Regions from separate parts of the Homo sapiens genome. Here region 1 is linked to region 2. A link is a loop called in an ENCODE intact Hi-C map of the cell type or tissue named here. Cell type or tissue: ascending aorta. All regions are shown on one strand. Links, peaks and the distances in the headings refer to the core of each region. The heading gives the core; the rest is flanking DNA.

The links. Hi-C counts contacts between places; a loop is a spot of excess contacts. Peaks named below come from ENCODE experiments on the same cell type or tissue, not always from the same donor. Only the 100,000 strongest peaks of a DNase experiment are listed, where the experiment ranks them.
Region 1: a loop joins it to region 2, with 2.0 times the contacts of the local background. A loop is called at or near these places in 1 of 110 quality-filtered maps.

The regions. Positions count from the first base shown.
Region 1 is chr10:20,741,687-20,747,071 of GRCh38, reverse strand. No RefSeq gene overlaps it. Among named protein-coding and RNA genes, the nearest start is that of NEBL, 150 kb to the left of the region's middle. In ascending aorta, for the core only: no CTCF peak of the experiment used is centred there; no DNase peak of the experiment used is centred there; H3K27ac peaks cover 3,366 bases.
Region 2 is chr10:20,413,680-20,419,064 of GRCh38, reverse strand. No RefSeq gene overlaps it. Among named protein-coding and RNA genes, the nearest start is that of MIR4675, 140 kb to the left of the region's middle. In ascending aorta, for the core only: no CTCF peak of the experiment used is centred there; a DNase peak (open chromatin) is centred at 3,184; H3K27ac peaks cover 1,723 bases.

The DNA.
Region 1 (5,385 bases), core at 159-5,158, 330 kb before region 2:
CGCTCAGCGGGATGTGCATTAGTGCAGTCGGCCAGCGCAGCAGCAGGAAGTTCTCTGAAGCAGACCCCCTGCTTTGCAGCACAGGTAACAGCACTGCTTCTTGTTCCTACACATAAATTTTTATGGAGTGCATGAAGAAGAAGTTCCAGATGAAAACAAAAGCTCCGCAGGAATATTAAGCCCTTATATCACAGACTGCTCCTACCTGGGCACTCTTGTTTGATCCTCACGACCAGCTGTCCCCAGCCTTTTTGGCACCAGAGACTGGTTTTGTGAAACACAATTTTTCCATCGACTGGGGCATGGGGAGGGGAAATGGTTTTGGGATGAATGTATTCCACCTCTGATAATTAGGGATTAGATTCTCATAAGGAGCGCGCAACCTAGATCTCTTGCATGCACAGTTCACAATACAGTTTGTGCTCCTATGAGTATCTAATGCTGCTGCTGCTCTGACAGGAGGTGGAGCTCAGGCGGGAATACTCGCTAGCCTGTCACTTACCTCGTACTGTGCAGCCCGGTTCCCTAACAGGCCATGGACTGGTATGGGTCCCTGTCCTGGAGCATGGGGACCCCTGCTCAAGACAACTCTTGTATGCAGCTTGAGAAGGTAGTTGCCACCTTTTTAAGGGTGGGTAAATTGAGATATAGAGAAGGTAAATGGTGGACCATTTGAAGCTGAGACTAGAACCCAGTGGGAACTTGAGTGTCTTACGGAATTAAGATGTAATGTATGCAAAGCACTTAGCATGGTGCTTCAGATGGGCGCACACTCTATAAATGGTCATTATTGATGTGACTAAGAAAGAAAGATGGTCCTGGAGTTCTTCAGTTTGGTAATGAGGACATTCATGTGACTTAGGCATGCTCCTTAAGTATATGTGCAAGAAGCCAGCCAGCTGCTTCCCATCTTTTCTGAGCAAATGAGTTTCAGCCACATGTGCAATATGTACATTCATTCTCAAGTGAGTTCTCTGCTTTAAAAAAATATGTATAGCCTCAGGATGCAAGCTCTGCAAAATCAATCCATAAAATAATTAAATTAATGGCAGCAACAACACATTCTAATAAAAGCCAACACAATATGTACTGTGGAAACAGCATGTTTCCATCATGCTCAGCTGAGATTGAGGACATTTTTAAAAGTGGGGCTTTCCATCTAACACTTCACTTGCTCCTGCCCAGCTCCCCCAGCTCCTAGTGAATGTCATGGGACTTGCTGTCCTCCATATGAAGCGTCTGCCTTTGGGGGAAGGGATGTGTGTCTTGGGAAACCATTAACAGGGATGCAGGTATTCCTCTTAAAGTGATGGATTCGCAGTTAGGTCTCCGGGCCCTTTGTGGCCGTAATTAACACCTGCGATCCCAAGGTGTAGACACTCAGCTGGAAGCATCAAACAGCAAGCCCAAGTCCCTGGGATTGTAATCTCATAGACTGGTCTGTTTGTATTGATTCTGCTTATTCTCAGATCTCACATCTCTGGACTCTTCAGCCCTCTGTGAACCTATAGAATTGATTCTTCTCTCCTACCTTACAGGTTTGCTCAGATTTTACCCCTTGCTCTCCTAGATCCACAATGTCATGGAGATAGGCGCTTCACAAATGTTCATTCCCTGGGGAGATTTTTCAGAGTCTGATGCAGCGGACTGGTGGGGCCTGACACTCTGCATTTCCAACATGCTCCCAGATGATGCTGATGCTGCTGGTTCATGGTCCACACTTTTAGTTCCAAGGATCTGAAGTCCCCTGCTTGGAAAGAGAGCCTGTATCTCTGCCCTGAATCCTTGTGACCAGTTCAGAGGGCATGACACCGATGCTCCTATAAGACAGGCATATAAGAACAAAGTGACCAGACTTAGATCAATACAAACCTTTCTAAGGCTTATTTTGCACTGAAGGAAGGGAAAAAATTGCCTACTTTGGGAAAGTCTTAAAATTCCCTCTGTCTCTGCCAATTGGGGTAAGTGTTGATCTTGGCTGATCTTGAGGTGAACGCAGGGAAAGGAATGTCTCCTAGAAGTTTCTTTGAGCCTTCACTCTGTGGAACCCAGGAAACAATGGTCGATAGGACTAAATCCCCAATGGACGAATCATTGTTTGGTCCTCCTCAATCTCTTTTGATTTTAAAGCCAAGTGGCAAAAATTTTAAACCACAGTAACATTTTTGAACAGTTTTGCACTCTCAAAGTAAGGCTCCAGTAGGGGATACCTTCCATCTATACGTGGACGTCATTGGTACAATGACTTTCCTGTTTTACATGCAATCAGTGAGCCAAGAGAGTCTTCAAAGGCCTTTTTCCAAAACTGCATTTTCCCCCTGAAATATTCATTTAAGTAATTTAGCTACCTACCCCAGGCTCATGATGAATTTTTTAGATAATTACTTTAATTCTCTGCTTCATTTTGCTAATGTAGAGCTGGCCTCTGCCTGTAGATTTATTGCCAGCTTCATGTTTTTCAGGGAACAAGAATTACTAAACGGTTGATTGTTTCATTGAGGTTACTGTGGAGGCACTGGAAACAGCTACATATCTTCATATCCTACAATTAGATTCTCTTTATCATGAGTCTGATGATTGGAGACAGTAGATACAACTTGCACGTGGGAATGTGTGGTGAGGGAAGGAAACCTACAAACTCACTGGATAAAAGTCACTGTATGAAGCTCCAGATATTATTGTTTTTAAATATTGCATTTCCATCAAGCTGTCATGTTTAATTCTTCCAAAAATCAATGAAATATATATGTCTGTTTTTCAATGATTTGCTAAACATGATATAAATGAATGTTTCCTTCAGTGTGACTTGATACCTAATAAATGTCCACTAAATACAGCCAAGCATCTTTACCGAAGTTGTTCTGACTCGGGACTGACTCTTCTTCATTCTATTTAGCTAGTGTAATTTGATGTGACAGTAGCTGGAGGCACTGTGGATGGCAGCTGTGAAGAGGAGGAAAGCATGCAGAACCAGGACATGAGTGATGCCTGAATGTGGCTTCGTGATAAGAGTTAGTGATAAAAGGAATCCACATTGTAAAAATCCGGTGGCACCTTAGGTCCGTTAGTGAGATAAAGAAAGAAATATAACTAAGCCTCAGGAACATCAAAAGCTGAAACATAACAGTAGGATTATGGGCAAAGGACAAGAGAGAAGCCATATATTTCAGAAATTGTTTTGGGGCTCTGCATATTGCCTGAACCACATATATCAAGCTTTATTTGATCTCATCCCAAAACATTTATGCAATGTAAGTGATGGGAAGTGAGCCGGCTTTACATTCATTCTCATTTTTCAAAGGTACTTACCTCTTGAAATACACACCTGGAATTTCTGCAAAGGAAGAAGGAAGGGTTTCTAAGCCCCTAACCTTAAAACTGTTTAAATGGCCACATTAAAAAAAAAGTTAACAAAGTCTTTAAGAGACCCTAAATCTCATTGAAAGCAACACCCTGTAGAAATTGTAGTCACCACTGATGCCAACACAATGTTCTATTTTAAAGTTCCCAGCATCCTTAATTGAACTATTACTAAACCTAACAGTTGGTGCCTACAATTTTTCTTTGACCTTCAGTGACTTCCACCCTTTGGGTATAGCAACACTAGCTGGTGAAGCTGAACTTTTCCAGGCTCTTAGACTCTTTTGTGCTAAGAAGGCAAAGCAGACATTTGGCTTCTAAAATATTCGGTAATGCTTCAAATATTTTCTAGATGTCTGGGCCTGGGCTGGAGTCTCTTAGAAGGATCCAACCTGACCCCATTATCTGAAGTATTTAATTTGAATGCCACTCAATACAGTATTGTGGCAAGCATTTCTTTTCTTATTTAAGGTTATTGCTGAGCTATGGTTGTTTACATGCGGCTGAAAAAGATGATTTGTTTATCTGAAATTCTTTCTGCTACTACAGCCACCAGCAGCTGTTCCTTTGGAAGCAGATAGTGATATTGGACTTTGTTTGCAACTTTGCCTCTTAGACACCTTGTCTACATTGCAGCTTTTTGCTTTTATTCACTCAGTTGCCTAATCCAGAAAACTGGACACCATTCTTGACTTCTTCTCCTTTGCATTGCGTCTAATGGTCCATGTAGACAAGTGAGCCATTTCTTTCTCTTATCCTGTCCTAGTGACGTCATTTCCACTTTAGAAACCTGTCACTGTTAGGACTGTTAAATTAAGTTTAGCCTAAAGCTGCCTCCTTACTTATTTTACATTTGGCCTAATGTTTTATCCTATGTAGTGAACTATAACCTAACTAGATGTGTAAACAGACTGGAACCTACTTTTATGCCAATCATTGAGTTTTGGCTGATCAAGGATAGCCAACTGTTCAAACTGGGTTTGAATAAGGCCAATGCCGAGCTGTAACCACCCAGCTGTTTCTGTATCTCACTTCCATTTTTTTTTGTATGCTACTTGTCACTTTCTTTTGTCTGCCCATAAATTTTCTCATAAGGCAGGCTGGAGTTTCTCTGGACCTACTCTGGCTCAGGAGGCTGCCTGATTCGTGAATTGATCTTTGCTCAGTTAAACTCTGTTAAATTTAATTTGTCTGAAGTTTTTCTTTTGTTTTCCTTTTTTGGGACAGAGTCTCACTCTGTAGCCCATGTTGGAGCGCAGTGGCACGATCTCGGCACACTGCAACCTCTGCCTCTGGGGTTCAAGCAATTCTCCTGCCTCAGCCTATCGAGTATCTGGGATTACAGGTGCCTGCCACCACACCTGGCTAATTTTTTGTATTTTAGTAGAGATGGGGTTTCACCATGTTGCCCAGGGTGGTCTTGAACTCCTGAGCTCAAGCAATCTGCCTGCCTCGACCTCCCAAATTGTTGGGGTTACAGGCATGAGCCACTGCACCTGGCCTGAAGTTTTTCTTTTAACGGGATGAAGCCCAATTTTCTTAGCTCTGACTCTCCCCCAGCTTCCTTTGTTCTCACTTTCCTCCCTCTGTGCATTCCTGCCCTGCTGAGCTAATCTCGGTGTCTCAAACATGCTATGATCTTTCTTACTTTCAGGTCTTCAACTGTGTTGTGCCTTTTGCCCGCAACTTCTACTTTTTCCTCCCTTGGCTAATTTGTCCACATCCTCTAGGTCTTGGTCTAGGTGATTCTTTTGCCTTGAGGCTTGCTTTCACACTTCCCTAACACGCAAACATGCCTGTATCACACAGCTACAGTAAGAGACACAGATCATCTCTCCCCTGGGTTCATCTGAATCTAATGCTCTTGTCTCATCCACTGTGTCATTCTGCAGCTTCAAAGAAGTATAGCTTTGGTTTTTGTCCCCTAGGGAGCTTGCATGAGGAGGATGGAGAAACATTTGCTTGTCTAAATCCTGGCAAGGCCTGTCTTCTGTTTTATTGTCTTATACATCAGTGGTCATGCTC
Region 2 (5,385 bases), core at 69-5,068:
TGTCAAAGCTTACTTGACTATATTCATCTGGGTCCATTTCTGGGCTTTCTATTCTATTCCACTGATTTATTTCTCTATTCTTTTGCTGATACTGCAGTGTCTTGATTAGTTTTATACCAACTATCGAAGTTGGGTAGTGTCAGCCCTCTGGCTTTGTTGATCTTCTTAAATACTGTGTTGAAACACTATGTTGGCTATTTTAAATCTTTTGTCTTCCCTATCAACTTACAATCCGTTTATTGATATCTGCAAATTAACATGCCGTGATTTTAATTGGTTAACTCTCTTTTAAAAATGTTTTATTTTCTGATCCTTGTGATTCAATTGTCTTCTTTTTATTTATACAGGCATAGTAAGTTACAGACTTTTAGATTTTTTCTTTAGTTGCTCCACTGAAATAAAAAATAAACATACCTACATACATCCTTTTCTAAAATATTTGCAACTCATTTTGAAGGGGCTTGAGCTTTTCATAGTTCTACTAATGAATTTTGAAAGCTCCTTCTTACCTTTTTCAAGCTGATCATGAAAGCTTTGCAGGCATGATTCATTTGTTTCAAAGAGCTGAGGAATGTGTAAACTTGACAAGGGTCAGAAATAGCTGCTTATCAATGTGAGATTATACCAATGAATTTCCTCTATGATGTTATCTCGCTAAGCCATTTATGTTGAAAAATTTCTCAGTCCAAGATTTCTCTCTGCCTATATTGTCCCTGTAACCCTCTATGGAGCACGACCATAGGTCTCTTACACATAGATAAATGTGGACGTTTTAAGCCCCCACAGGCATTGTTGACACCGCAGGATGCCTTTTTCAGAGTGCCCTGCTTGCTTGCATAAAGAGATTCAGGTGGAGCTGTAGTCAGTAAAATATTCACTAAAAAAGTATTTTAAATTAAAACTACAAGCCTTGTATGAAGCCTTATATCAGAGATGTATTCAGAGCATAGCATGAAGTGGCACTCACAAATCTTGCAGACTGTGTGTGATGGCAAAATAAAACATATCCTTTAAAAATAAAACTCTCGTTAAGTCAGTATCTGCATATCCCCTGTGTGTGTGTGCGTGTGTGTGTGTGTGTGTGTGTGTGCATGCTTGCATAAGCACATGTAGGTACTCCTTTTTTTTTTTTTTTTTTTTTGAGACAGGGTCTCGCTCTGTTGCCTAGGCTGGAGTATAGTGCTATGACAATAGCTCACTGCAGCCTGGACCTCCTGAGCTGCAGTGATCCTACTGTCTCAGCCTTCTGAGTAGCTGGGATTACAGGTGTGAGCCACTGTAATATTTTAATAGCTAATATTTTAAAATTTTTGTTTTGTAGAAATGGGTCTCATCATGTTGCCCAGGCTAGTCTCCTGGGCTCAAGCAATCCTCCCACCTGGACCTCCCAAAGTGCTGAGATTACAGACATGAGCCACCACACCCAGCCATACGTGGACACTCTAAAAACTCCCAACTGCCAAGGGCAGAGACCTTATAGTTCCTGTTCATCATATACAAATGAATGAATGAGTGGCTCATGTATGAATGAATGATTACCTGAAGGAAGAGATCTATACACTTTTCTATTTTAATTCTGAAGCCAATATTGGAGAAATACTGGCTTTCTCTATTATTCTGTGAGTCTTTTCAAAGCAAGGACTGTGCTGTCCCACTCTATATACCTCCAGCTCCTAGCACAGTGCCCAAAGCATAGCACCCAATAAACCTTTTCAACATTAATAAATAAATAAACTGAGGTATCTTGGTCAGTTTGGGCTACTATAACATAATGCCATAGACTGAGTGGCTTATAAGCAACAGAAATTTCTTCTTCACAGTTCAGGATGCTGGGAAGTCCAAGATGAAGGGGTTGCTGGAAGATTTAGTGTCTGGTGAAGGCCCACTTCCTGGTTCCTAGAGAGCTGTCTTTTCACTGTGTCCTCATGTGGCAGAAGGGGTGAGAGAACTCTGGAGTCTCATTTAAAAGGGCACTAATCCCATTTGTGAGATCTCCACCCTCATGATCTAATTGCCTCCCAAGAGCCCCATTTCCTAGTACCATTACATTGGTGATTAAATTTCAACATATGAATGGGGGGGTGGGGCATAAACATTTAGTTTATTGCATGAGGCGGGGGTGGCCTCAAAGGGAAACTGATTTATCTCTCACTGCTGAAAAACTAATAAGCAGGCTGGGCATGGTGGCCCATGCCTGTAATCCCAACACTTTGGGAGGCCTGGGTGGGGGATCACTTGAGGTCAGGAATTTAAGACCAGCCTCACCAACATGGTGAAAGCCTGTCTCTACTAAAAACATAAAAAATTAGCCAGGCTTGGTGGGAGGCACCTGTAATCCCAGCAACTCGGGAGGCTGAGACACAAGAATTGCTTGAACCCGGGAGGTGGAGGTTGCAGTTAGCCGAGATCCCACCACTGTACTCCAGCCTGGGCAACAGGGCAATACTCCATCTCAACGACAGCAACAACAAAACAAAAAAACCCTAATAAGCAGCTAAAAAAGTGAAAACCTAAAGGAGCACAGGAAGAAAGATACATTCCTAAAATGTCTTATGCATGTATATGGGTGCATTTATCTTGCTTTCACTGGCCCTCAGTGTAAATGAAACATTGGAAAAGGCCTCTTTTAAATGGTATAGTTTATGCTACTGAAATAAGAGAAGCAGAAGCAGAAAGATATTTGGGGTTCAGTGGATGTGAGATAGAAAAGAGAAATGAAGTCAACAAGAGGATACCTTTATTAAATTACGGTATGAATATTGAAATTGTACCACAGTCAAGCTAATTTTAGGATGTTTTCTTTGAAGCAGATCTAATCCTGGGGAAAGGGCCAAAGAATAGGGAGCTGAGAGGAATTATACGCCAGTGAACCGAAATAAACCAAATAAGGCTTTACAGTCTTACCATGGTCCGTGGACATAGTAATGTGAGTGGCAGTATCTGGTAATACAACCTGGTGAAAAGATTTTAAACATTCCATAAGGTGATTATGTAATGGTCAGCTTTCTGCAAATATCCCTAACTTTTTGCTGAATTTCATCTCGGAGGTTTGAAGACCCCTTTTAACTTTAGTAAAACCTTATTAGTCAAATGACAAAACATCTTCCTTCTAATAGCCATAGCTATGAGTAACTCTACATTTCCACCAACTGGAATCTTGGCATAACATCAGCCAGGCTGTTGCTGTTAGACCAAGGCTAAAACAAACAAAAGTGAGTTCTGAGAACATTTGGAGAGATGTATTTGAAGGTATAAAGCACAATGTTGCCAATAAGCTGTTATCTAAGATGACTAAGGGAATTTTTTTTTTTTTTTTTTTTTTTTTTTAGATGGAGCCTCACTCAGTCACCCATGCTGGAGTGCAGTGGCACGATCTTGGCTCACTGCAACCTCTCCCGGTTTCCAGTGATTCTCGTGCCTCAGCCTCCCAAGTAGCTGGGATTACAGGTGAACGCCACCACACCAAGCTAATTTTTGTATTTTTTAGTAGAGATGGGGTTTCACCATATTGGCCAGGCTGGTCTTGAACCTCCTGACCACAGGTGATCTGCCCGCCTTGGCCTCCCATAGTGCTAGGATTACAGGCATGAGCCACCGCGCCCGGCCGACTAAGGGAACTTTTTAAGGATTCATTGTGTTTAGGGCTTTTCCTTTGCACAGTAATTGCCAAATCTTATTAGAAATAAGTATATCCCAGGGATATGACTGAGCCTTGAGGCACTGTGTCTTTGTAACCACTTAGTACTCTCTTTGGGATTATCTCCACTGCCTCTATTACCATATTTAACCCTTCTTTTCTATTACTGTCCAAATGATAATTTTTCTCTTATCATTCCTCTTATACTACTGGCAGTATCATTATGTTGCAATGGTACTTTATCCACAGAGATCATTTAAGTTAACTTTAAAGTCCAGTTGTTAAGTAGTGTAGAGAATGTTGATATATTTTCTTTTTTTTAGGTTTAGGGCTGGATATTCACATGTTTCTTTTTATTTTATTTTATTTTATTTTAACTTCCAGGATACATGTGCAGGACATGCAGGTTTGTTACATAGGTAAATGTGTGCCATGGTGGTTTGCTGCATGTATCTACCTATCACCTAGGTATCAAGCCCAGGATGCATTAACTATTTATCCTGATGCTGTCCCTCCTCCCGTGCATCCCCTACCCCACCAGTAGGCCCCATTGTGTGTTGTTCCGCTCCCTGTGTCCATACGTTCTCATTGTTCAGCTCCCACTTATAATTGAGAAAAATGTGGTGTTTGATTTTCTGTACCTGCATTAATTTGCTGAAGATAATGGCTTCAGCTCCATCATGTCCCTGCAGAGGACATGATCTTTTTCCTTTTTATGGCTGCATAGTATTCCATGGTGTATATGGACCACATTTTCTTTATCCAGTCTATCATTGATGGGCATTTGGGTTGATTCCATGTCTTCCCTATTGAATATATCAATGAACATATGTTTGCATGTGTCTTAATAATAGAATGATTCATATTCCTTTGGGTATATACCCAGTAATGGGATATCTGGGTCAAATGGTATTTCTGGTTCTAGATCTTTGAGGAATTGCCACACTGTCTTCCACAATGGTTGAACTAACTTACATCTCTACCAGCAGTGTAAAAGCATTTCTATTTCTCTGCAGCCATGCCAGCATCTGTGGTTTCTTGACTTTTTAATAATCACCCTTCTTATTGGTGTGAGATGGTATTTCACTGTGGTTTTGATTTGCATTTCTCTAATGATGAGTGGTATTGAGCTTTTTAAAAGTATGTTTATTGGCCACATAAATGTCTTCTTTTGAGAAGTGTCTGTTCATGTCCTTTGTCCACTTTTTAAAGGGGATTTTTTTTTCCTTGTAAATTTGTTTAAGTTCATAGATTCTGGATATTAGACCTTTGTCAGATGGATAGATTGCAAAAATTCCCATTCTGTAGGTTGTCCATTCTCTCTGATGATAGTTTCTTTCACTGCACAGAAGCTCTTTAGTATAATTAGATCTGATTTATTTTAAAATTTCTGTATGACTGAAGATTATTTGTCACCATCATTTGTTGAATCCATTCAACTGTATTGTTCGATATGAACAAATACATAATGTTATTTGCCTTTAATGCTTCCCAGTTATTAAACCATAAAAAAGGAGATTACACTATGAAATCATACGAATTAATGTTTTCCTTAGAGAGACGCTTTATCTTAATTAAAATCAGATATTTTTATATCTGCAGATAATGCATTTACTTCCAATTTTGAATAGATTCTGTGAAATCAGTATTAATATGGGCTTAAATGCTTCGCCTACTTTAGCTTTGCCTAGCTATCAATTTCCATCTTTCCACAGTCTGTTCACTAAGCATAGATTTTTGGAATTCTA